5 separate regions of the Mus musculus genome follow, and all the other regions are linked to region 1. The links are chromatin loops, found by intact Hi-C in ENCODE. Cell type or tissue: left cerebral cortex. All regions are shown on one strand.

The links. A loop is a pair of places that touch in the nucleus more often than their neighbours do. Peaks named below come from ENCODE experiments on the same cell type or tissue, not always from the same donor. Only the 100,000 strongest peaks of a DNase experiment are listed, where the experiment ranks them.
Region 2: a loop joins it to region 1, with 2.6 times the contacts of the local background. A loop is called at or near these places in 8 of 42 quality-filtered maps.
Region 3: a loop joins it to region 1, with 5 times the contacts of the local background. A loop is called at or near these places in 2 of 42 quality-filtered maps.
Region 4: a loop joins it to region 1, with 8 times the contacts of the local background. A loop is called at or near these places in 3 of 42 quality-filtered maps.
Region 5: it touches region 1 in a loop (5-fold over the local background); 6 of 42 quality-filtered maps call a loop at or near these places.

Annotation. Positions count from the first base shown.
Region 1 is chr2:144,268,304-144,273,303 of GRCm38, forward strand. Snx5 (sorting nexin 5) reads right to left here and starts at 2,599. Exons shown (of 14, transcript NM_001199188.1): 1 at 2,398-2,599; 2 at 2,074-2,156. The coding sequence starts at 2,124. Mgme1 (mitochondrial genome maintenance exonuclease 1) reads left to right here and starts at 2,601. Exons shown (of 5, transcript NM_028984.5): 1 at 2,601-2,769; 2 at 3,612-4,181. The coding sequence starts at 3,677. In left cerebral cortex, no CTCF peak of the experiment used is centred here; DNase peaks (open chromatin) are centred at 2,349 and 2,583; H3K4me3 peaks cover 2,703 bases; H3K27ac peaks cover 1,565 bases.
Region 2 is chr2:144,450,890-144,455,889 of GRCm38, forward strand. No RefSeq gene overlaps it. Among named protein-coding and RNA genes, the nearest start is that of Gm46768, 33 kb to the left of the region's middle. In left cerebral cortex, a CTCF peak has its summit at 1,928 (motif pointing left); a DNase peak (open chromatin) is centred at 1,919.
Region 3 is chr2:144,557,900-144,562,899 of GRCm38, forward strand. Sec23b (SEC23 homolog B, COPII coat complex component) reads left to right here. Exons shown (of 20, transcript NM_001252544.1): 2 at 1,308-1,542; 3 at 4,233-4,290. The coding sequence starts at 1,322. Among named protein-coding and RNA genes, the nearest start is that of Gm34292, 3.8 kb to the left of the region's middle. In left cerebral cortex, a CTCF peak has its summit at 3,073 (motif pointing left); no DNase peak of the experiment used is centred here.
Region 4 is chr2:143,911,541-143,916,540 of GRCm38, forward strand. Dstn (destrin) reads left to right here and starts at 3,791. Exons shown (of 4, transcript NM_019771.2): 1 at 3,791-4,107. The coding sequence starts at 4,105. It also overlaps a transcript of Bfsp1 not described here. In left cerebral cortex, no CTCF peak of the experiment used is centred here; DNase peaks (open chromatin) are centred at 2,873, 3,881, 4,440 and 4,849; H3K4me3 peaks cover 2,301 bases; H3K27ac peaks cover 1,929 bases.
Region 5 is chr2:144,366,494-144,371,493 of GRCm38, forward strand. It overlaps Pet117 (PET117 homolog), which reads left to right and starts at 2,490. Exons shown (of 2, transcript NM_001164813.1): 1 at 2,490-2,664. The coding sequence starts at 2,569. It overlaps Kat14 (lysine acetyltransferase 14), which reads left to right and starts at 2,542. Exons shown (of 11, transcript NM_181417.3): 1 at 2,542-2,664. In left cerebral cortex, no CTCF peak of the experiment used is centred here; DNase peaks (open chromatin) are centred at 2,433, 2,674 and 3,130; H3K4me3 peaks cover 1,883 bases; H3K27ac peaks cover 1,971 bases.

The DNA.
Region 1 (5,000 bases):
TTCCAAATGCTGAGATTACAGTATGCAACACCACTTGATCCATCTAGTCAAAAAATTTCAAGCTTTTCAAACTAAAGGAAAAAGAAAAGAAAATCCAGGGACAATCAGAACACCAACACAAAACAAAGCTGTTACATTGATTCACCCTAAACTAGACTCATTAGACTAATATCAAAAACCCCAAGACACACAATTTGAGATAATGCTCAACCTACTCTATGCAGGGAGACCCTACCTACACACATACCCCAGCTAGACTTGGTAAATCTCTACCTCTGTCTACCACACTAAAGGAAAACTAAACCAAATTATAGGAGCCAACAGTGCACAGGCTTTCTACGTAAGACACATATGGTATGCAATTCTACCCTAAAGTCATCTTAAGGAGAGAACACCTTGGGGTAAAAGACTTTATAGTAATTAAAATGTCTGGATATCAGACTTCTCCTTTCAGGCCTCCTTACCTTGCCAAGGAACTTTACTAGCATTCAAACTCCTCAGCACTAGCTCAGGGTTAGAGGGAATCCCAGAGTTTCATTCTCATCTGAAGAATCCTTAGATTCTAATCTAGTCACTAGAGCAACTTCCAGAATCCCATTTTGATAGAAATTCCAAACTAAATAATCCGAACATTTAAATAAAATGGCAAAATTTATTAGCTGACAAATTTGCCCAAGTTGAACTCCAGTTCTTTGACACTTGCCAAATTCCCTTCAAATGACTGCCATCCAGATGTGATCTGCCAGTCTAGTACAGACCAGATAACACAAACGAAACCATGTACTAAAACCAGTCATTTACCTCAACATTTCTTTAACTCAAGAGAAAGCCAAAGTTGTCGTTTTCTCCACTGTGATCATCTCCAATTTTGCTTATCAGAGTGATGGTGAACTCATTTTTTTAAAAATTCTATTAGCAGTTAATAAAGACGATCAAGTCATTTTACATAAATGATTCTGCTCCGTACCAAAAAAGGAGGAAAAAAAGAGCCACCAGGGCCTCTCCTGCCCCTAGTACCTATTATATATGCCAGGGGAGAGAAACTAATTCTTCTAATGTAAAAGAAATAAAACACCTCGCACAAAGCTCTATTTCAATACAATACCCTTGTTGGAACAATCCAACTGGTTGGTGCGCCAGAGACCGGTATTTACTTACTAGATAAAAAGTTTGCGCCGGACGTGGTGGCGTATGCCTTTAATCCCAGCACTTGGGAGACGGATTTCTGAGTTCGAGGCCAGCCTGGTCTACAAAGTGAGTTCCAGGACAGCCGGGGATATACAGAGAAACTGTCTCGAAAAACAAAAACAAAAACAAAAAAAAAAATGTTTGCCCATTCAAAGGTACTTAAAATGAAATCTTAATTCAGCTCTTATTAAAATCTAAGAGCTCCCATATTACTGACGATTTTGTCCACAAAACTGACTCATAACCTACCTGTGCGGTGGAAAATTCAAGTTTAAAGAGCCAATAAAAGTAGAATCCTTTATTGCCCGTATAGCAATCCCTGTTTATTGCATTAGTCCTCAAGATATTTGCAGCCCGAGGGTTATATCAACACACAGGATTTACTAAAAATTACAACTCCCACGAGGACACATTTAGCGTTCCCAAGTTGCAAAAACCATGCTACATACAGATACTCGTTAGAAATCTCCCCACTATTTTAAACGAAAAGGCCATTTTCTTAAAAGGAGATAGGAATAGCAAACGAAACTTTGATCCACTTTCCAATTACCATGTAGTCGATTTAAGTTTTAGGAGCAAAAGAAAAAAGAAAAAAAAAAAAACCACGCTCCTAAGGGCTTCAGAGGATTAGCCTCAGTCGAATGACTGGCAGAGCGTCGGTCAGCTTCCCACCGAGAGCTCAAGAAGTGGGGTCCCACTTGTCTGGGTCTCCTTGGTCAGAGAATGAGCGTGCAGAGACACCCCGTTGGAAAGCCATCTCTAAAGGGGTGGTTGAGGGAAAACCTCGGGATCTTGCTGGGGTCCGAGCCCCAGAGAAGATCCACCCAGCCCAAGGAGGCCGGCGGGAACCTCCAGCCCAGGTAGCGAGCGAGGAAGGGATCTCACCTTGCTGCGGTCCTCCTCCTGCTGCTCCAGCAACTCGGGAACCGCGGCCATGGCGACGCGGGCCTCGAGCAGGGGCCGTGTGGCTGTGCGAGGAAAGAAGAGGCTGGGCCGCCGCCGGGGCGCCTTTCAGGGGCGGCCGCGGCCCCGCCTCCGCCGGCCTCCTTGCCGGACGGCGGCTGGAGGCCGCGGGACTCCGCCACCATCCCAGCAGCCCCGGGCGCAGGCCAGCGAGCGGCACGCCACGTGCTCCCCCAGTGCGGCCTCCCCCGTCCCCGCGGCCGTCCATCTTGGAGCCGGGCAATAGAAGCTACGCGGGGAGCCTACCCTCGCTCCGCGCCACGCGGACACCAGCACCGGAGGGCCGCGACGGGAACGCGGGCTCCGAACCCTCCGCCGGCGAGGCACGCCTCGAGAAAGGACGCGCACCGCGGCCCGGGCAATTTATGGCTCAGCCAGAGTCCAAGATGGCGAGCGGCGGTGACGTGCGCGAGATCTCGTGAGCGCGACAACGCGCGGCTTGACGGCGCCCGCGCTTCTGCTTCGGGGGCGTGGAGGGGATGGCGCCTCACAGGTGCGACGGGAACGCCGTAGTGCATGCTGGGGCCGCCTCGCTTTGGGAAAGCGCGGGACCGATGAAAGTACGGGTCCCGAGAGGGTTGTTTGCGGGCTGGGTGTTACAGCGTGGTGGCATCTCAGGTACAGCTAGAACCCTGCCGCTGACCGACCTTCTATTTAAATACTCTCTTCCCTATCCAAACTCGGGCACGAAGGGCCACGCTTGTCCTGTCGCAGCCATGGGAGACACCTGCAGAGATCATTTTCTGGAATTAACGTTGGATGGGCTGTGCAGACCCACTTGCGACATGTCCCGAGTCTGGACCACGAGGTCACAGTAGCACCCACTTTTTAAAGGGCGGCGTGAGGAATAGATGAGCGATGCCCATACAGAATATTTAGTAAGAGTTTGGTATGTAGATGTAGGTGTTTAACTGTTAATTAAGACTTGTGAATTTGTTGGGGGGGGGCAGATTGTAGTTGTTTTGTTTCTAGAGACAAAGCCAAGCTAACCCAAAATCTCAATTTCATACTGCCTCAGCCACCCAAGTAACTTAAGTTTCCTGGTCTATGCCTCCAGGCCTTGTCACATTCAGATTTAAGGTGTCATATCCGAAACGGCCAACACATTAACATTGAACAAAAGCCACTTACAATTTTCATGAATCTTACTTGGGAATGATTTTCTCTTTTTTTTTGGAAACGTCAAAAGTTTAGTGTATGCACTTTTAATGTTCTTGTGGGTTTTTTTGTTTTTGTTTTTTGGTTTTTTGAGTCAGGGTTTCTCTGTGTAGCCCTGGCTGTCCTGGAACTCACTTTGTAGACCAGGCTGGCCTCTAACTCAGAAATCCACCTGCCTCTGCCTCCCAAGTGCTGGGATCAAAGGCGTGCGCCACCACACCCGGCTCTTGTGTGATTTTCAATTTGATGGTTTTAATATAGAAAATGTCTTAAACCTAACACCACTTTTTTTTTTTTTTCAGATACGAACAGAACACACTTTTAAACTTTCCAGACTAGAGAAAAGTTAGAGGGGCGAAGTCTAAAAATGAAACTGCCTCTGACCTTCTGCAGGCTGCTTAGCAGGTTAAACAGATTTTCTGTAAAAGCAAGCCCTCCTGTGAGTTTCTCCACTTTCTCTTATTTGTGTAGCCAGAAGAAGAAAAACTCTTACGAAGCAGTAGACCAAGCGAAGTACTCTCGTTTAGTACGCTCTGTCTTGTCCAGAGGCCCGGCCCAGACTCCAGAGTCGTTGTTCAAGGAAGATGATGTACTGTATGGACCAGTGAGTAAGCATAAGGCTGCAGAGCCGGAGCCACAGGCCAGAGTCCCACAACACTGCTTTCCTATCTTCAATGAAGAGAGAACCGGGAAACCACACACAGATGCTTCTTCAAGCCCTTTGAAGATCCCTTTGCAAAGGAACTCGATACCCAGTGTGACCCGCATCCTTCAGCAGACCATGCCACCTGAACAGAGCTTCTTTTTGGAGAGGTGGAAAGAGCGGATGGTTCTGGAGCTGGGAGAAGACGGGTTTGCAGAATATACTTCAAGTAATTATCTTGCTTCTGGTTATGTGTGGTCACTGGTTTTTAGGAGATAGAGCATTCCTGTCAGAAGAATGGAGCTTAAAAAAAAATCTTACTGAGGAAGTACTTTCAAATAGCATTTCATGTCTGCTAATTTGCTTAATCTTCGTAGATACTATTAACTGTAGTTCACACTTAAAGAAATGGAAATAACAGAGATCAAATTATTTGACAAACTTGCATAATTTATAAACAACCTATCAATTCTTTTCCATCTCTTGACAAAAGTCTAGGGTTTTTTTGGTTGGTTGGTTGGTTTTTGGTTTTTCGAGACAGGGTTCTCTGTTTAGCCCTGGCTGACCTGGAACTCACTCTGTAGACCAGGCTGGCCTCGAACTCAGAAGTCCGTCTGCCTCTGTCTCCCAAGTGCTGAGATTACAGGTATGTGCCACCGCTGCCCTGCCAAAAGTCTAGTTTTTAAATAGTTTTTCTTGCTCAGAATGTAATGGTTACCCATTGTTCTACTAGTCAGTATCATTTGACTAGCCACAATCCAGAACTCCCAATCCCCGCTTATAGTTTGGTAAATTGAACTGATCAAATGTTCTTGGCTAGGAAATGGTTAAATAACCTTCAGCCTTCAACTCTCTTGTTTTTAAAAATGTGACCAGTTCTTAGAGAATCTGGTACAGTGTGTTTTGATCACATTGGCAGGCAGGCATCAGCTCCTGACTCATTAGACAAGTGAAGAGGATAGCGTCCTTAAAGCAGTCCTTTCTAGCCAGGTATAATGGCACACACACAGGTATAGTGTTTGAGTTCCAGCACTCAAGCAGATAGACA
Region 2 (5,000 bases), 180 kb after region 1:
GTGCAAACCCAAGAACCAGAGTTCAGATCCTCAGAACCCAAGTAAAAAGGGGGCGTAGTGGCACACTCGTATAATTCCAGACTTGTTGAGCTCCATCTTCAAGGAGCGATCTGATCCCAGGATGCTCAGTGCTTAAAAGTACTTGTTGCTCTTGCAGAAGACCTGGGTCGGTTCCCAGTAACCACATAGTGGTTTATCACCATCGGTAAATCTTTTTAAAGTAGTGGTTGAGTTCAAAGCCAGCCAGAGCTATGTAGTGGACATTGTCTCAAAAATCAAAAGCAAAAATGGGAGGGGAATTGAGGAAGACATCTGACATTAACCTTCCTACCTCATATGTGTGAATACATACACATAAGTACACTATACACACATATATCATTTTTAACAACAACAACAACAACAACATATAAATTAGGTCATTTGTTCTAGGAAAGCCAAAGGAAGAGAGCCTGGTGGGAGGGCCTCAGAGCATTGGTCGTGGGCTGCAGAGATGATACAACAGTTAAGAGATTTTGAAGACCTGGGTTTGGAGAGGGAGGGAATCGGGTGAATCAGAGACATACTGAAGCATGGAGAGGATCGGGCCAGGAGATAGCTATGGCATTATCTTGTGCGGGTGAGGAGACCTTGTTTGATTCTGTGTCTTATTTACTGATGAATCTTTAGTGTCTAATATAGTGGGGGAGGGGGCATAGAGAAGGTGATCAGTAAATGTTTTGACTGGATAAGCAAAAAAGAGAAAAAAAAAAACCTTCAGTCGTTTTTTTTTTTTTTTTTTGTAAAAAAATACAATTGAGAAGAAATTTGAATAAAACCAGAAAGTGAGACAATTAAAGATTGTATCAATCCCTGACAAGCCGTGACTAATATTTATTGAGTAAATACCATGCTTTCAGATAGTTAAGACACACAGCCTCATAAAATCCTCACGTGACATATGGAACCTCACCTAAGTTAAGAATGCCTCTCAATATGCCAGCATTCACCCTGGGACAGCCCAGTATTACGACAAATACCTTAGCTACTGCTATTGGCATGATCACCCTATCACTTCAGTCCTGTGTCTGATAAATAGGGACAAACTTTCTGTCCCTTTCTCATCCTTCTTCTAACAGTGATGTGCATACACATGGAATTCAACCCATGGCCGTTTCGTCAATGACCTCTCTCTGCCAGTGGAATAATCCCTGCACAGATAAAGGCGAGGTCTGTATTCCAGCAGCTTGTCTGATACTATGAAGTGTCTGGACAGTCCATGTTCTGGGTCACTGCAATATGGTGACACGCATGTGTACCTAAGGCTATTTCACCGTAACAATGTTCATACGACCCCAGTTTTACAGCTTCATTTGTTAATACTATAAACAAATAGTAGTTGGCACAAAGTACCCACTCACAGGTGCTGAGTCACTGATTGAGTTTATTCTCTGAGAACCCCAGGACAGCATGCTCTTCCACTCCCCTAAATGAGTGGTTGTAGTAACCTACCTGTAGTTCACTTTAGTGTAGAAAATTACTGTGGGATTAAAGCTGTGGTTGCCCCATTGTTCTTCAGTAATATTTTTAATTATATAAATAATACAATTAAAAGTTTCCAGCAGGACATGGTGGCACACGCCTTTAATCCCAGCATTTGGGCAGAGGCAGGTGGATCTCTGAGTTTGAGGCCAGCCTGGTCCACAGAGTGAGTTTCAGAACATCCTGGGCTACATAGAGAAACCCTGTATCAAAAAAACAAAAACAAAACAAAAGTTTCTATTCACAGATATTTGAAAAATTGAAACGTCACCAGATTCCTCAGAGTCCTTGGCTACCCACAGCACCAGGGAAACGTTGGACAATTGAATCCTAATGGTTGAAGAATCAGCTTGCAGGAGAAAAAGCACTAAGCAAAGAAGTAATCACTGTGTGTAGGGCGACCCCTGCTGTTCAAAGTTCAGAAGCACGTAAGAGAACCACGTCAGGGACTATGTGGACTAGAGGTTCCCAACCTTCTTAATGCTGCGACCCTTTAATGCAGTTCCTTGTATTGTGGTGACCCCCAACCACGACTCTTTTCATTGCTGCTTCATAGTTGTAATTTTTCTATGGTTATGAATCATAATGTAAATATCTGTGTCTTCCAATGGTCTCAGGTGACCCCTGTGAAAGATCCTTTGACTCGATCAAAGGATCACCAAGGGAGAAACCTTGAATGGACGCTCTCAACTCAAAGCACAAAGAATCATGGTTCAGGGCCGAGAGATGGCTCAGTGGGTAAAGGCGCTTGCTGCCAAGTCTGATGACCTGATCTCAGTCCAAATGGTGGGAGGAGAGAACTTAACTCTTGCTAGTTGTCCTCCGACCCCCACACAACATAAACAAACAAATGTGTGAGTGTGAGGCAGGAGGGGAGAAAGAGAGGCTCTACTAGCTCAAAGTTACAGGTTATAGATGCAGAAACTGAGGCTCACAGGTGAACCCCAAGAGGTCAAATGCCCTGTCTGCGCTCACCCCGAAAGTTCAGCCTTGAAGAAGGAGGCGCTAGATTCTCTGATGTGGACTTTCCACTGAGGGAGATGGAACTCCTAATTCTAATCTCTTTTGCCTTTATAAAAATTAGCAAACATTTGTCATAACTTCACTATCTTTAAATCAGTGTCTTCAAAAAAATTTAAAGGTACATTTATTTATTTGTGTGTTTGGGAGTGGCTTACGAGGTTCAGAGGACAATTTTTGGGAGTCAGGTCTCTTTTACCATGCTGTCCAGTGAGTCAACTCAAGACATCAAGCTTGGCAGCAAGTGCCACTATGCAATGAGCCGTCCTGTCCCAATGTTCCTTTTTTGGCCCGAGTGCATGCGTGCGTGCGTGTGTGCGTGCGTGCGTGCGTGTGTGTGTGTGTGCCTGAGTGCATGTGAATGCTAAAGCTGGAGGTTGACACTGGGCATCTTCCTTCATCATTTCCACCCTGTGTACTGAGGCAAGGTCTCCCAGTCCTTGGGGCTGGCTGATCCAGCCAGTTCACTCTGCCAGTTCCATAGATCGCCTCTGTCTCTGTCTCCTGAGTGCTGGGATTACAGGTGGCCACCATGTCTTCGTGACTTTTATGTGGCTGCTCAGGATCTGAACTCAGATCTTTGTGTTTATGCAAGCACGTTTTCCAAGGAGCCATCTCCCTAGTCCTGAAAACACTTATTATTACAGAAAAATCATTATCAAAGATAACACCTCTCCTATTTAACTATATTCATCTCCTCTTGCCCCTGGCTATAATTTTGAAATGTGTGCTTAAGATAAAATGTGAGTTTAAATACGGGAAGAAAAATACTAAACTACCAAAAAGAATCCTGCTCTTTAAAATGCCATCAGAAAAGAAAAGAAAAAAAAAAAAACCAGAAATGTTTCATACAGGAGGCTAGGAGTGTGACAACTTCCCCCTAACTCCAGGCGGGAATGTACTAGAAAGTTGAAGATGTTGCAAAACACACCAGCAGGTCACTTGGGAAAGCAGAATTTGAGGTAGGCTGATAAAAAGCATCGTCAGCATTCTGGTTTCTGTTGTTGGTTGCTGTGCCCATGGAATAAGTTTTCATTTTTAGGAAGTCCTTGCTTGGTTCCTTTAGACACCTGTGGTACACACAACTTAGCCCTAAACACTTCAGAGAAAAGTATGGATGCATGTGTGCGGAGAGAAAGCAGGAGAAGCCTAGAAAGGGCTTGTCTACCCGTGTACATTGACAGGCTCCAGGGTAGACACTGGACAGTCCTTCGTCCCACTTTGCGGCTTACTTTGTTAAGCTTGAAATTACTTCCAAATAAATACTCTAAAGTAGATGGATGTAGCAGCCCTGAGTAGTCCCAGGTCTCAGAAAGCCGAGGCAAGAAGATCTCATATATAGTATGGGTCTGGGCTACATATTGACGTCCTATTTCAAAAGTGCAAATCCTATATTTTAAGGAATTGAAGGTTAAAAAAATTTTTTTAAAAAAAAATCACTCTCTCTTATTTTATGTGCATTGGTGTTCTACCTGCTTGTGTGTGTGAGGGTGTCAAATGCCCTGGAACTGGAGCTACAGACAGTTGTGAGCTCCCATGTGGGTACTGGGAATTGAATCTGGATCCTTTGGAAGAGCATCCAGTGCTCTTAACTACTAAGCCATCTCTCCAGCCCCCATTTTCTTCAAAGGGTTTCTCTATGTATCCCTGGCTGTCCTGGAACTTGCTCTGTAGACTAGGCTGGCCTTGAACTCAGAGAGATCTGTCTGCCTCTGTCTCCTGAATGCCAGGACTAAAGATGTATGCCACACTGCCTGGCTAAGGAACTAAAGTTTATTAAAAAATATTTTTCCAATTAAAAATAACCATTTTACAGTATAAAAATTGTCTCCGTGTTTGTGAATATGCATGTGTGTGCTGTGTGTGTGTGCCTGTGTGTGTACACGCATGTTTGTAGAGGCCAAAGGTATCTCACATTCCGGTGGAACTGCAAATGGTGGTGATCTGTCGGCTTTTGCTGCTGGTGATCAAATGTCAGTCCTCTGTAAGAACAGTGCTCACTTTTAACTGCTGAGGCATCTATCGAACCCTATATATTATTGTAAAAATTAACCAACCTCGTGACATACTTTTGAAGCAAACCATGCACTAGCAAAAAGAGCTCGTGAGACCACTTGGGAAAGGTGAGGCTGGAAGGTGAGCTCGGGGCTTAGGTAAAGTTTCTGTAAGTCCTACCTAACCTATTTATGCCTGTGTATTTATTTCTGTTATTTTCCCCCCAACTTGGGTTAAGGACTTTCATAAAAATTGTTTCCCATTAATAGAACCATTTAATGCAGTGAATTTGATATCAGAATTATGGCCTTTGTGAAAAGTATTCTTATGCTCTTATTATAAAGCAAAAGCTACTAGGACTTAAGAAAGGGTTGTGTTCACCTCACACAGAGCTGAAAAGGATTTCTGGAATGTTCGTGTTGTTCTATAAACCAGGAGACTGTTTTCATTAAGAATTGAAACCT
Region 3 (5,000 bases), 290 kb after region 1:
GCAAACATGGTGAGGAAGGAGAACATGGTGAGACTCAATACAAAAGCAAACTTCCTTTCATAGTTGTGGTATGCCCACTAGAAATGCTTCAGTGTCAAGCTGCTTCCTGTTAATAACCGGATTCTCAGGTCACCATACAGTTCTGTTCTCTACAGTTAGCAATGTGGTGGGGGTGGCGGGGGGACAAACAAAAATCAAGGTTTCTTGGCATGTGGCATTTCATACAGAATTTACTTTGATTGATAAAGAAAGGAAGGGAATCAGGAAAGTTGTTGGATCATGAAACAGAATTTGAGACTTACCTTTCGACACATAGTTGAAATTGGCTTGTCTCAGAACTGTAACTCAGTACTTGAGTGTTTGCCTAGCACGCACAGGGTCCTGCCTTTGACCCTTAGCATCACAAATAAATAATTACTCGTGATATCCAACTATACAAGTTAACAAATGTTCAAGGAGTTCAACCTCTAACCTTTTTGACTACTTTTTTCAAGTACTACAGAGATGGTTTGAGAAAGTAGCCTGATTATTTTTTTTTTATTTTTTATTTTTGGCCAACTTGACACAAGCCATGGTCATTTTAGAAGAGGGAACCTCAGTTGAATAAATGTCCCTATCAGATAGGCCTGTGGGGCATTTTCTTGATTGATGTATGAGGATCTAGCCCACTGTGGGTAGTGCTACCCTGAGGTAGGTGGTCCTGAATTGTATAAGAAAGCAGGCTGAGCATGTCTTTAGGAATGAGCCAGTACACAGTGTTCTTCCAGCCCCTGTCTTAGTTCCTGCTCTGACTTTCCTGGAAGATGATGGACACTACACAGAAAACACCTGAGCACCTTGGGAGTGAGGGATAGTGTATGAGGGTGGTGTATGGGGGTGGAGTGGTGTATGGGGGGTGGGGTGGTGTATGGGGGGTGGGGTGGTGTATGGGGGGTGGGGTGGTGTATGGGGGGTGGGGTGGTGTATGGGGGGTGGGGTGGTGTATGGGGGGTGGGGTGGTGTAAATTGAAATAAATCCTTTCCTCCTCGGGTTGCTTTTGGTCCTGGTCTTCATCATAGTAGTAGAAAACTAAGGCAGAAAGGATGAGTAATCAACTTTGGGGGTCCAAGAGAAGGTAGTTACCTTTATCCTGTAGTGATGGGCTTTTCTTGGTGGGGTATTTGTGGAATGCTATGTTATAAGACCATCTCCTTGTTTGGGACTGAGTGCTGGGATTTCTGGTGTAAGTCACTGCACCTGGCTTGAAACCATCTTTTTTTTTGAAGATCAACTGAGAATTTTGTATATAATTAAGCTTTATCTTTAGTTTCCTTTTAGACCATGGCAACGTATCTGGAATTCATTCAGCAGAATGAAGAACGAGATGGTGTGCGTTTCAGTTGGAACGTGTGGCCTTCTAGCCGCCTTGAAGCCACAAGAATGGTTGTGCCCTTGGCTTGTCTCCTCACTCCTTTAAAAGAACGCCCAGACTTACCTCCTGTACAGTATGAACCTGTGCTTTGCAGTAGGCCTACCTGCAAAGCTATTCTCAATCCACTTTGGTATGGACTCCTTTAAAAAAAAACTGGTAAAAATGATGAATATAGTAAATTGTTGTCTTTGTCCAAGTCTTATGGGAGTCACTTGATTTTTTTTTCCTCTTTTGTGTTTTGTTTTGTTTTGTTTTGTTTTGAGACAGGGTTTCTTTGTGTAGCCCTGGCTGTTATGGAACTTGCTCTGTAGACCAGGTTGGCCTTGAGCTCACAGAGATCTGCCTGCCTCTGCCTCCCAAGTGCGGGGATTTAAGGCATGCACCACCCCCTCCACCTCCATACCAGCCCTCTCTGGCGGCAGTCATTTGCGTTCTGTAGGAGAGTTTCTAGTTTGGTATGAAAGGTAGATGGTGAGATTCTTAAATGACAGAACCTCCTTGGCAGGTGCCCCAGACAAAATTGGAATCTTTTCTTTTTTCTGTTTTTCCTGAGGCATGAAACCCTATGTAACCCTGTTTGTGCTGGCACTTACTATGTAGACCCAGCTGGCCTGTAGCTCACAGAAATCCTCCTGCCTTTGCCTCCCAAGTGCTGGGGTTAAAGGCACGCCTGGAAGAAAATTGGAGTGTTATGTGAACAAGGGGAGAATAAAAAAGAAGAGTTTGGAGTTAGTTGTCCCTCCTTCCATCCCTTCCTTTTCTTTTCCCGTTCTTTTTGCCTGCTCTTAGATTATCAGTTTGCTTCTGGATTGATTGTAGACTTAAAGGGGTATCCTTTGAAGAATTAAAAAACATCTAAAAACTTTGCTCTTTCTGCATGTACCTTAATGATGATATAGTATATCGAGAAGTACTAGGCAGAAGAATTGATTTTTTTTTTTTTTTTGGAGAGGTGTAAAGATTATTTGTGTGTGTATGTACATATGTGCTTGCACAAGTGCACACGCATATGTGCATACCATTTTTATGTGGGTACCTGTGGAGGCAGAAGAAGGAGTAGAACTTCTTGGCGCTAAAGTGACAGGTGATGTGGGCTGCCTGGCGTGGATGCTAGGAACTAAACTTTGTTCCTCTGGAAGAACAGCCAGTGCTGTTAGCCACGGAGACATCTTTCTAGCCTTGGTGGAAGAGATTTTTTATTTTTAAGATTTATTTATTTATTTATTTTATTTATATAAGTACACTGTAGCTGTACAGATGGTTGTGAGCCACTATGTGGTTGCTGGGATTTGAACTCAGGACCTTCGGAAGAGCAGTCAGTGCTCTTAATCGCTGAGCCATCTCTCCAGCCCAGAGGAAGAAATTTTAACTCCCAACAATTTTATTGTTGAGTGTAATTTTTTTTTAATCTGAGACTCTATTCTATTAGTATATTTGGACACTATTGGAAAGAATTTTTATCCATTATTTTTTGAGATAGAGTGTCTGTGCTGTGTTACTGGGTCTCACATTCTAGTGCTGGATGACCCTCCAGCGTCATGGGGAGGGTATAAGACTGCACCACCGGGCTGGTGAGATGGCTCAGTGGGTAAGAGCACCCGACTGCTCTTCCGAAGGTCCAGAGTTCAAATCCCGGCAACCACATGGTGGCTCACGACCATCCGTAATGAGATCTGGCGCCCTCTTCTGGAGTGTCTGAAGACAGCTACAGTGTACTTACATATAATAAATAAATAAATCTTTTAAAAAAAAAAAAAAAAAAAAAAAAAAAAAAAAAAGACTGCACCACCATGTGCGACTGAAGGAATTTTGAAGCAAGTTGAGAGTGTTGAGATTTTTGTATGTTGGATCACTTTTTCCTTTATTTCCCTTTGCTTTTATTTATTTATTCATTTATTTTTATTTTTATTTTATTGTTTTTTTTCGAGATAGGTTTTCTCTGGATAGCCTTGGCTGTCCTGGAACTCACTTTGTAGACCAGGCTGGCCTCGAACTCAGAAATCCGCCTGCCTCTACCTCCTGAGTGCTGGGATTAAAGGCGTGTGCCATCACGCCTGGCTTGCTTTCATTTATTAAGCCCATGTTAGGAATGTCTCAACTCTGCTTGTAAAATGATAGCTGTTGGCTATTAATATCGTAGGTACAGAAAGGGAGAGGAAGCAATAGATGCTTTGTCTTGAACCATTTCTACCATGCTTATCAATGGTCTAAGTGTGAAATGTACTTCCACTGTTGAAATTAAGAGGTTTGACAGAGGGGCTGGAAATTGGTGGTTAGCTCAGTGGTTAAGAGTACTTATTCCTTCAGCTGAGACCCATGGCCATGTTCCCAGCACCTATGTGTTAGTTAGCTCAGCCTTTCATCACTCCAGAACTAGGGGAGTCTTTGCCCTCTTCTGATCTCTGCTAGGCATGTGCGTACATACAAAACGTACATACACATAAGATAAAAGTAAACATCTTTTAAAAAAAGTTTTACATTGTTTAACAATAAAAATGTTGGATAAATCATGACAACTAGGTTCAAATAGAAGGCAAGAAGAAATAGCTTAAAGTTTATATGAGTGAAGAAACTTTAAAACAGGGTCTTGGAATTAGAAAAGACAAAACAGAATTTACCACGTACAGATATTTTCAGAAACTCTTGGTGTGCTTGATAGCCAGTTTTGCCTGCAGTGTAATTTCACGAGTCCTTCTCTATGTGCACACTCAGGAACACATGCCTGTTTAATTTAGGGAACTTTAAATCCACATTTGCTTACTTTCTAGCTTGAAAATATGTATGATATCTGTTTGTAATATTTATTTATCTATCTTGCAGTCAAGTGGATTACCGAGCAAAACTCTGGGCCTGCAATTTCTGTTTTCAAAGAAATCAGGTATGTTGTAATTTATAGTTCTATTTGTTTTTGTTGGCTGCTCTGGGAAAGATGATGTGAATTTTTTTATCTACACTTGCACTTAGCAGCTTTTGGTGCTCTCACGTCATAGCGTTTGTGAGGCACATTTGTGTTGAATAATAGAGGACATAGCATTGTCTTTTCTTTAAGGTTTTGGTAGGAAGTGAAAATGCTATCTAAAGAAAATAGATCTGTTCATATTTTACTGGATGACATTAAATTTTCATCTTATAAATTTAGGGATCCAGTCAGTGTTGAGCTGCTTCTGCTGTAAAAGTTTGTTGTTTTCTTTTGGGTCTCACTCTATAGACCAGGCTGTCCTGGAACTTACTCTGTAGACCAGGCTGTCCTGGAACTCAGAGATCCGCCTGCCTCTGCCTCCCAAGTGCTGGGATCAAAGGCATGCGCTGCCCTGCCCAGCAGCTAAAGTCTTTTAAATACTAAACTAAAAGAAAGTTGAATGTCAGTGGAGTGTTCCTTTCTTTTTTCTTTTTTTTTTTTCTTTTTGGTGTTCAGATAAATCTCTGACCTGTGTATGCTAACTGAACAATACCCACAGCTAATATCTCCTTTTAAAAGTAACTGCCGTAGGATAAAATTGTTCTAAAACTGAATTGTAGTAATTATTGCATGACTTACTTCTTAAAACTCGTGGAACTGTGCACTTAAAATGGGTGACTTTAATGATA
Region 4 (5,000 bases), 360 kb before region 1:
TATCCATGTGTGGCAGTCACTTACTTATCTCCCAACAGCCATTTTTTCTCTGTGCCTGTTTCTAAGCAGAGCACACTGCTAGCCAGAACACGGGAAACGTCTCATCGATGAAATTCTGGTGAAAGTGAAGGCAGAAATTCTGGGAAGTTTCTTTTTTAAAAATGAAAAAAAGTGACCTTTCCACATTTTTTTCATTCTCCTTCTTCTCATCAAGAAAATGGAAGAGATAGCTGGTGCTCCGGCCATTTCTAGGACATTTGGCGACTCTGGGAAAGGGATCTCCATTCTCAGAAAACAAATCATAACACCAAGCTGGAACTAATTGTCTCTGGACGCCTTTGATATGCAAAGTATGTTTCACATATCAAAATTCAATAATGGCTTACACCACTATTTTTTTTTTTCACATGCTAAGAATTGAACTCAGGGTCCCATGAATGTGAATTGCCCTACCATTAAGCCACATCATTAGCTTTTGAAGTCTTTGCAATATAGGACTTTCAAAAAAAAAATACAAGCAATATACATCCATTCTCTCATTAATACTATATATGGAAGATCTATCCAAGTTATCATCTTTTATTGCAAAAGAAAACCTCTAAGAATACAATCATTTCCACATACACAATGTAGAGTTTGGACTTAAGACTAACCACAATAGGAGATTTCCTTATTTGGCCCTTTCTGAGATGTGTACTAGCTTATATATACAAGGAACAAGGAATAGGCTGGTCACTGAACACTGTTGGTGATGACTGTACACTGGGAATCATCTGAGTGGCTATCAGTGGGGACATATTCAATAAATGGATAGTCATGCTTATAGCAGTTGCAAGTAATGATAAGGAAAGGTCACCAGGGCAATCATGAGTTGCATAAAGCAAGCTATAGATCATTTACACCCAGCATAAAACCAGTCATCAGAATACTAACGCAAATCAAACACACACAGGGTGTATTTAAAAAGGCAGAAGTGGCGCCCACACCAGTGGTTACTCTGAGGGCACTGGGAGTGGAAGGAACAGCAAGTGCCCATGAATCCTTTTGTTGCAGTTCAAATCTTCCCTAGGGAGAATATACATTTTACTCATGTGACTAATATCATTTTAAAAGACTACAGATATAAATAAGCAACGAATATGGGAGAGATGAATTTGTAGTGGAAAAATAACAGCGAGATCGAAATAGTTTTCTCTTAGGTTTTGACAGGGTTATGACCCCTGGCATAGGCGTTTTCTCCTGACTATTAGTCCGAAGCTCTCTGAGGTCTCACTAGTATATAATTTATTCTTCTCTGCTACTCATATTAGTGAATTCAAATGAAATCACTCCTGTGTTCAAAGATCCAGTGCCCAAAAACTTTCTAAATGAGACAAATGGCACCCACCCATCTCCTATTCACTGACATTTATGCCTTGCTGAGCTGCTGTGATAGACTGACTTACTGTAAACAGAACAACAGCAACTTCTCATGGTTCTGTAAGCTTGGGAAGTCCAGTATCAAGGGACCAGTAGATTCAGTGTCTGGTGAGGAACCATCCCCTGCCCCACCCCAGGGTTTCTCTGTGTAGCCCTGGCTATCCTAGAACTTGCTCTGTAGACTAAGACAAGGCTGGCCTCGAACTCAGAGCCCTGCCTGCCTCTACTTCCCAGTGCTGGCATTAAAGGCGTGGGCCACTACTGACCGGCAGAACCATTTCTTTATTCATACACTGCGATCTTCTCCCACTCTTGTAAGCTCTGACCTGACAACCTAGGTTAGCTTAAAGACCGACTTTCAAATAGTATTACATCACATTGGGAATTAGGTTTCAACATTTGGTCAATATAGCATTTTATTAAAATTTGATCCTTCTCAGAATGAGAAGAATAAAAATAGCTAGAGCAACTGGGGGTAAATGTGGGGGTTAAAGTTCGGTGGGAGTTCATTTGAGGTTACGGTGAGCAGATACATTAATTTGTCTGACAAATCCTAAACCATCTTCAGATACTGGCTCACTTAGGAAAACATTTATTAAACATGTAGCACATTGATGGGCTGGGCCCCTTCATGTAGAACGCACCCCAAATTTCTGTCTTTCTGGGACTCCCAGTTTGATCTGGGAACAGTGGCAAATATATTAAAAAAAAAAACAGTTCATAGCCACAAAACATCCATGAAAGCCCAAGAAAGGTGTCCCCTCCCCGTTCCCTGATTTCCATGAAGTTAATGATTATGGAAAGACATAAAACGGATTCGCTGGAAATATGTCAAAAAAAAAAAAAATCCAGGCTGGCAGGTGATAGGAACACAGTTACTGGGCAAATCCATAAGGAGAGGGAGTGAGGCTAGAGGCAGAGGAGCCAGAGAGACTTGCTTAAGATTCTGGAAGAAGCTGGGTGGTGGCGGCGCACGCCTTTAATCCCAGCTCTTGGGAGGCGGATTTCTGAGTTCGAGGCCAGCCTGGTCTACAAAGTGAGTTCCAGGACAAAAAAAAAAAAAAAAAAAAAAAAAAAAATCTGGAAGAAGGCACAGAAAATTTTATGCAGTAAACAGCATTCTTGTATTTGGACAGGATTGTGGAGGACGAAACACCAATGATAGGTTGAACCGTCCTTAAATGAAGTCTCATTTAGTGGGGTCAGAGTCCTGAGCAGAAAAAAACAAAAAACCAACCCCAAAAAAAAACAAAAATAAGCCAGAAGGGTTCGGGCTGCAGCTGGATGTAGGTTCTTTCTCTTCAGTGTGATTACCAATTATTAATACCAAAGACTTGTTAAAAGGGCAAACTCTTAGGTTACATTCTAGGTGCACGGAGCCAGAACTAAGAAATCTTTGAGCAAACTCTCCAGGTGATTCTGACGCCACTGCCGTAGCCTGCCAAACACCCCGTGGCAATGCAGTAAGGGATTAGAATTGCCACGACTTGCCTTTAATCTTAAGAAAGAAACAAAACCCTTAAAACTAATGGGAACCGCGGTTTGCTACCTAGGGTAGATTTTTTTTATATAGCGCCCAGAAAACAGAAACAAAGAAAAACAACGATCATGTTGCCCAAAAGCCTTCTTAGATAATTAAGACTTTTTTTATAGAGATCCTGATGTTCTCGTTGCCTAAATTCAGTTCAAAAGTGAGGTGATCATCCCACGTCTTACGAGTTCCTTTTATTCGCTACAAAAACACCCGGAGAAAACAAGGCTAGGATTGCGGGTGGCCCTGTGGAAGCAGTATTTCCGTGCAACCGCCCTTTAGGAAAACACAATTCCCCAATGAGAAACCCCCAAGCGCAGCGGCGGGGCCCGGCCCACAGTCCCGGGCCACGCGGCGTCCCCCACGCACCCCCCGCGGGCCACTGGGCCTCCTCCCAGCCCGCTCAGAAGATAAACAAATCACTCCTGTTTTCCAGTCCTGGAATAAGCGCTGACTCACACAGCACTTTGATCAGCCACGGTCGCCTCAGGAAGGAGGAAAACTGTGCAGATTTTTCCCTCTCACGCGACGGCCCGAAGTGCCGCGCTGACCAATCAGGACTGGGTGGTGGGAACAGCACCAAAGTAGGTAAAAAAATGCGGGTCGCGGTCCCTGAGAGCCGTTTTGAGAGTTCTCGTCGCCAAGCAGAGCACCCGCCCACCGGCATTCGCCCCGCCCACTCCGCGCCGGGGCCCCGCCCCTAGCGGCGCGCACACCTGGCCAGGTGGCGACTTCCATGTATGGGCAAAGGCCGCGCGGTAGGCGGGGCATCGCGTGGTCCCGCCTCCAGGGCAGGGCCAGATTCCCCGGAGCGTCCTGTGTCCACCCTTCACGGAGCAGCAGCCCGGGCGCTCCTCTGGGCGGGGAACCCATGCACTCCCCTTAACTGGAGAGGGGTTTCCAGTTGTCTGGAGACTATTGGGACTCCTGGGTGGGGCCTGTCTGGGGAGGCCGGCCTGTTGCGTAGCAACGGTGGGCGGAGCGAGGGGCGCGCGCAGCCGCAGTCTGGCTGGAACTCGTGCCCGCCCTTAATAAGCTCGAGCTGCCGCGTCCGCCCTGCGCCTGCTCTCCTGCTTTTGCTACCCGGAGGACGAAGGTGCACAGACTTTGCCGTCAGGCTCCTAGCTCTCCTCCCGAAGTCCGCCCCAGCGAACATGGTGAGTGATCCTCGGGCGTGTGCTAAGGGAGGGGTCGGTTCCAAGGCAGCTCCTGGGCGGCATCATGCCCACCGTTCCAGGCCGCCGCCCGGGATCCCCTTCGGCCCGGCCTCGCTGCCTTCGATCCCGAAGTCGGTAGATCCCCGGGATGGGCGGCCGAACCTGAGACCATCCGTGTGGGCGCGGTTTTCTCCAAGGCCAGCTTGGTGACCCGTGAGCTTTTCCAGCCCTTTTTACTGAGAAGGAAAAGGATTTTATTGAACACTCTAGAGGGCGGAGTAATTGCTAGTGAGCGTGATTAAGAACCGGGTGGCCTTGCCGTGGCTTTGTTTGTCGTATCTGGCAATCAGCTTCAGTGGCACTCTCGTTGGGCTTGTCAAGCTTGGCAGTGGCTCTTTTAACCCTTCCCTGCCGGGTCCATTCATCCATGCTAGAAATTTGCCTTTACCTGAGAACAAGGCTTTACCACAACTTTGGGTGCAAGTCCTGGACATGATGTTGTTGCTTTTCAGATGCAAATTTAAAAACTTTCAGAAAGCCCGTATAATTACTCCAGCCCTTTAAAAAGAGAAACATTCGTTGTATTGAGATGGTAGAGATTTTGCTTAATTTACAAACTTCTCTACCTCCAAAGTGTTACTCAAATCGGTTGTAAAACAGTATCTCAACTGGGCGATCAGGTGGAACATTTTGTCACTGTAGTCTGCACAATGTTACCATTTTTGGTCAATGATTTGCTGGCAAGGCCTTGCCTCACTGCTAGAAATACTATCCTGTTGCTACATCTGTGCGCCGGGAAACAGTTGGTACCCACTTATCTGTCTACAGAGTGTTTTCACTGAATAACAACTTTGGTTTTTTCTTAGGATATAGCAACTGGCTTGCAGGTGCAG
Region 5 (5,000 bases), 98 kb after region 1:
TTCTTCCCAACTTGCTTCTTAGTCATGATGTTTGTGCAGGAATAGAAACCCTGACTAAGACAGATGGGTATAGAATGGAGTTGGGTAATTTTCCACAGGATTCTTCATCAAGCAGATCAAATCCTAGTTAAACCAAAGTGGCCTCAGCAAGAGTACAAGATGGAGGAGCCTCTTCTTGTCCTGTCACAAGCCTTCCTAGCACTTCAGGTGTAACTTAAATGTAAGAGTTAACTGAACATGGTAAATAATATGTGGTCATCAGTGATGCTTTCTCTGAAAGACCTTGGCATAAAAGAGGGAAAAATAAGACTTACTTAGTAGACGTTTCCAATTGCCCAGTAAACTATTTTCTTTAATTACAGTGCCCACTCCTAAAAATACACCCAAACTAGATGTTCTAGCAACTATTTTAAAGTAAATAAATAAGTTGCTTTTCAGGATCTGATGGCACACAGTCATTCAGCTACTAAGGTAAGTAATAATAATTATAAAAAACATCTTGCTTTGGTTTGTAATCATTGGCCTACACTTTAGACACAACACTTACAGCTGCCTCCTCCTCCTCCTCCTCTTGAGACATTGTTTCTGTGTGTAGTCCTGGCCATCCTGGAACTAGCTCTGTAGACGAGGCTGGCCTCGAACTCAGAGTTCTGCCTACCTCTGCTTCCCCAGGGCTGGGATTAAAGGTGTATACCACAACTGCCTAGCATAAGAGATTTTTAAAAACAAAATACATTTAAAGAAGACAAATTGGAAAATTAATCACAATAGAATGCATGGTCATTTATACTTCTGGTGTCATTCCAAGGCCATTCATAGCTGTTACACTCGCTGATTTACTGGATGAAAAGTCTGGGGTTATCATAAATAAAAAGTATTGTGGCATGATTTTTCCTTAGGGAAATATGCAAAAATAACTTGAATCTCTTCTCATTCTAAAAGTCACTGGTCCCAAACTCTATTTTCACATTCAAAGATATAACCTGGGCTGGTGAGATGGTTCAACAGGTAAGAGCACTGACTGCTCTTCCAAAGGTCCTATGTTCAAATCCCAGAAACCACATGGTGGCTCACAACCACACGAAATGAGATCTGATATCCTTTTCTGGTGTGTATAATAATAAATAAATCTTTGTGCTGGCGCAAGCAGAGGTCCTAAATTCAATTTCCAACAACCACATGAAGGTTCACAACCATCTGTACAGCTACAGTGTATTCATATACATAAAATAAATCTTTAAAAATAAATAAACCTAGATTCTTTAAAAAATAAATTAAAGTCGGGCGTGGTGTCGCATGCCTTTAATCCCAGCACTCAGGAGGCAGAGGCAGGCGGATTTCTGAGTTTGAGGCCAGCCTGGTCTACAAAGTGAGTTCCAGGACAGTCAGGGCTACACAGAGAAGCCCTGTCAAAACAAACAAACAAAGAAACAAACAAAAAACACCAAAAAAATTAATTAAAAAAAAAAAACCAAAGATATAACCAATGCAGTATGCTAACTGTTCATAATAGTATTTTCTTCATGCCGTTTGGGTTCACTTAACAGAGAACGAAAGAGCAAAGCATACTGAGACGAAGTGAATGTTGGGGAAACACTGGGAATACCTAATCAAGGCCTGAATGAGCCTTATCATTGTTGTCTATCGGTTTTCAGCAGCAGCTTTGAATGTGTACTTTCCTGGGTAAGAGTGATTTACTGATATGCCATTCTTCATTGGCATCACAAATACTTAAAAGTTCTGGGAAGCCAAGTCTCTTTTTTAATTTAAGGGGTAAGTGCAAATGACACCATCCTTAGCCTCTTGTGAACTACTCTGACACAAGGATCTTACAAGCATTCCTGAAAGGCTCCAAGGGCATCAACGACATTTTTTTTTTCTTTTGGTTTTTTGAGACAGGGTTTCTCTGTATAGCCCTGGTTGTCCTGGAACTCACTTTGTAGACCAGGCAGGACTCGAACTCAGAAATCCGCCTGCCTCTGCCTCGGGAGTGGTGGGATTAAAGGCGTGAGCCACCACGCCGGGCAACGCCATTTCTTAAGATTACAGGAGCTAAACATGTCCGGATCCTTGCCTGACCCAGTGCATTTCCCAACAGAAGTTTAGTAGGCAACAAGGTGTAGCCGAGGCTGAGGCAGGATTGCGAGTTTGAAGCTAGTTTGAGCTGCACAGCAATACCTTGTCAAAAAACCAACCACCCAGCTTTTAGACTCTAAGAAAATTTAGGGTCTGATCAGTCGCCCCATAGCGACCAGATGTCCTCCGTACATACTCCACTGGCACTCCCAACCCCACCCTCGCGACTCCAAAGCAGCCCAGCACTGCGACTTCCTGGTGAAGGCGGTCCCCAAATAGGAAAGCCAGGGCCCCAGGCAGCCACTCCCAAGAAGCAGCGAAGCGGGCCAGGGGTTACGCTCGGCGCTCGATTGCTAGAGCCTGGCGACGATAGCACTTGCAACGGCTCTGCGCTCGAGAGGTCGAGCCTGGCCCGTTGCGGCTGCGGCGGCGGCGGCGGCTGTGGCGGCGGCGGGGGCGGGCGCGGGAGCGAGTCCGCGGCCGGGAGCGGGAATGTCGAGGAGTTCGAAGGCAGTGCTGGGCCTCTCGGTGCTGCTGACGGCGGCCACGGTGGCCGGCGTGCATCTGAAGCAGCGGCAGGACCGGCAGGTCGGTGTCACGTGACCGCGTCTTCCGGGGCGCCGAGCCCGCAGCTGTCCCTGCGCGCGTGGCGGGCCGGGCGGGCTGCAAGGGCGCGTTCAGGACGCCGACTTCTCTCCCCCAGCCACGAGGCGGGAGACTGGGGCGGAAGCCTCGGGGCAGGGGTGTAGTCCAGAGTTAGAGAGTTGCTAGGGTGAGCTCGAGGCCCTGGGGGCAGCACAGCCCACAAAGCCTTACCCAGGAATTGTTAAATCCGGAGATAAAGCAGCTCACACCCAGCACACCCCCCAGTGCCTTTGGCTAAAGAAACTTGAGATTTTTGCAACTTGCATTAACAAAACATTTTGCTACTGGACTTAGGTTCTGGAAAGGATAAAAGGTAGCGAGCGCCCTTCACGTTTTCTTTTAATGGCTTTCTTTCGGAGAATAACTGGCTTATTAATCAGCGACTAACCGACTCTTCCTCATTCCAGTTTGCAACGCTGGCTAGTGCGCTGAGCACACTGAGAACACATAGTTAATTATAACCTCTCGAGATTGTTCTTTTTATAATGGTGCCACACTGTGCTGGCCAGTACTTGGTATTTGCCCTTTCAAGCAATACCTTTACAGTTATTTGGTTTGAATCGGATTTGCCATGGGCAGAAGTTACTGAAAGCCTCAAGAGTCACCAGACCATCGACCTTTGTATTCACAAACTAGGAATTGCAATGAAACTAGGCTTGCAAATTCAGAACCATTTTGAGGAGCAGGGTCGATGTGCAGTGATGGAGAAGCACACAAGGAATTAAAGATTTGGGATTAAAATATGGTTCCCCAGGGATATCTTCTGGAGTAGAAGCAAGAAACTTCCTTCTTGGGAGGAAAAGGAAAAGATGGTGGTTCTAATTAAACTTGGAAGACAGGGTGTCTGTGTCCTCCTGATGTGTTTTGGAGACAGCGTTTGCTATCAGTTTTGTTTCAAACTCTGTTCCCCTGAGAAGTTTTTACAGTATGAGCAGACCAATTAAATCAGATCTCTGGAGCATGGAGACTCAGCTGTGTTCCAAAAGGCACGCCAAAGGCTTTAATGAAACGGTTGAGAATCACAGTTAGAGAATGGAAGTGTGCAAAGATCTAGTTATTTCTTGGAAGTTAGTGACCAAGACATACTGACCAAAATAAGCTGTCCAGTAGCTATTCATTAGCGACTTACTGTAACATCGAGGAAGGTAGATGTCTTGAAAACTTCAAGGTGGCAGTAAAGGAAATAATGGCTTGTTTTCTGTCTACCCACACCAGACACAGTGTTTTTCACTTTACAGACATTGTCTTTAACTCTCAAAGGAACTTAGTAGACATCAATTACAGATGGTTCCTAACTTAAAGATGGTTAACTTGGTTTTATGTATGTGTTTGGGTGTTTTTTTTTTAAAGATTTATTTATTTATTATATGTAAGTACACTGTAGCTGTCTTCAGACACTCCAGAAGAGGGTGTCAGATCTTGTTACAGATGGTTGTGAGCCACCATGTGGTTGCTGGGATTTGAACTCAGGACCTTCGGAAGAGCAGTTAGTGCTTTTAACCACTGAGCCATCTCTCCAGCCCCGGTTAACTTGGTTTTTAGGAAAGCAGTATCGTTTGTATTTAGTGAAACTTTCTTTGAATATTGAATTTTGGTATTTTCCCAGGCTCAGGATCAATGGTAGGATTCTTTCAAAATGCCAGGCAGCAAAACAAACCTCAGACCCCAGGGAGCCCCGGAATGCTGATGTTCAGTGGTATCATGTCAGAACACCTTTATTATTTTCAGTTTATCATGAGGTTTTCCAGGTATGGTCCTATGGTAAGTTGAGGAGTGTTAATGATTCTACAGGAATCAAGGCTCCAGATGCTAGAGTTAGGTTAGTAAAGAGCTGTGTTAGTTAGGGTTTCCTATTGCTATGACAAAGCACCATGACTAAATGCACCTTGGGGTGGAAAGGGGTCAACTTCCAGCTCCATATCACAGTTCATCAATGAAAGCAATTGAGGTGATAATCTGGAAGTAGGAACTGAAGCAGAGGCTGTGAAAGAGCTGCTCACTGGCGGCTTATGTTAAGACAAAGTCTTTCTGTGTTGTCTTGGCTGGCTCAGAGCTCAGAGAGATCTGCCTGCTACTACCTCCTAAATTCTAGAACTAATGTACCACCATGCTGGACCTGAGCCCTCACTCTTACATTTCCCAACTCCACTGGTGTAGCAAATGTAGCTGTAGGCCTGGGAGAGGCTCAGTAAGAACTAGGTGAGTATTTATTTATTTATCTATTTATTTATTTATTTTGAGTAGACTTTATTGTAAAAACACAAACCCCTTGCAAATAA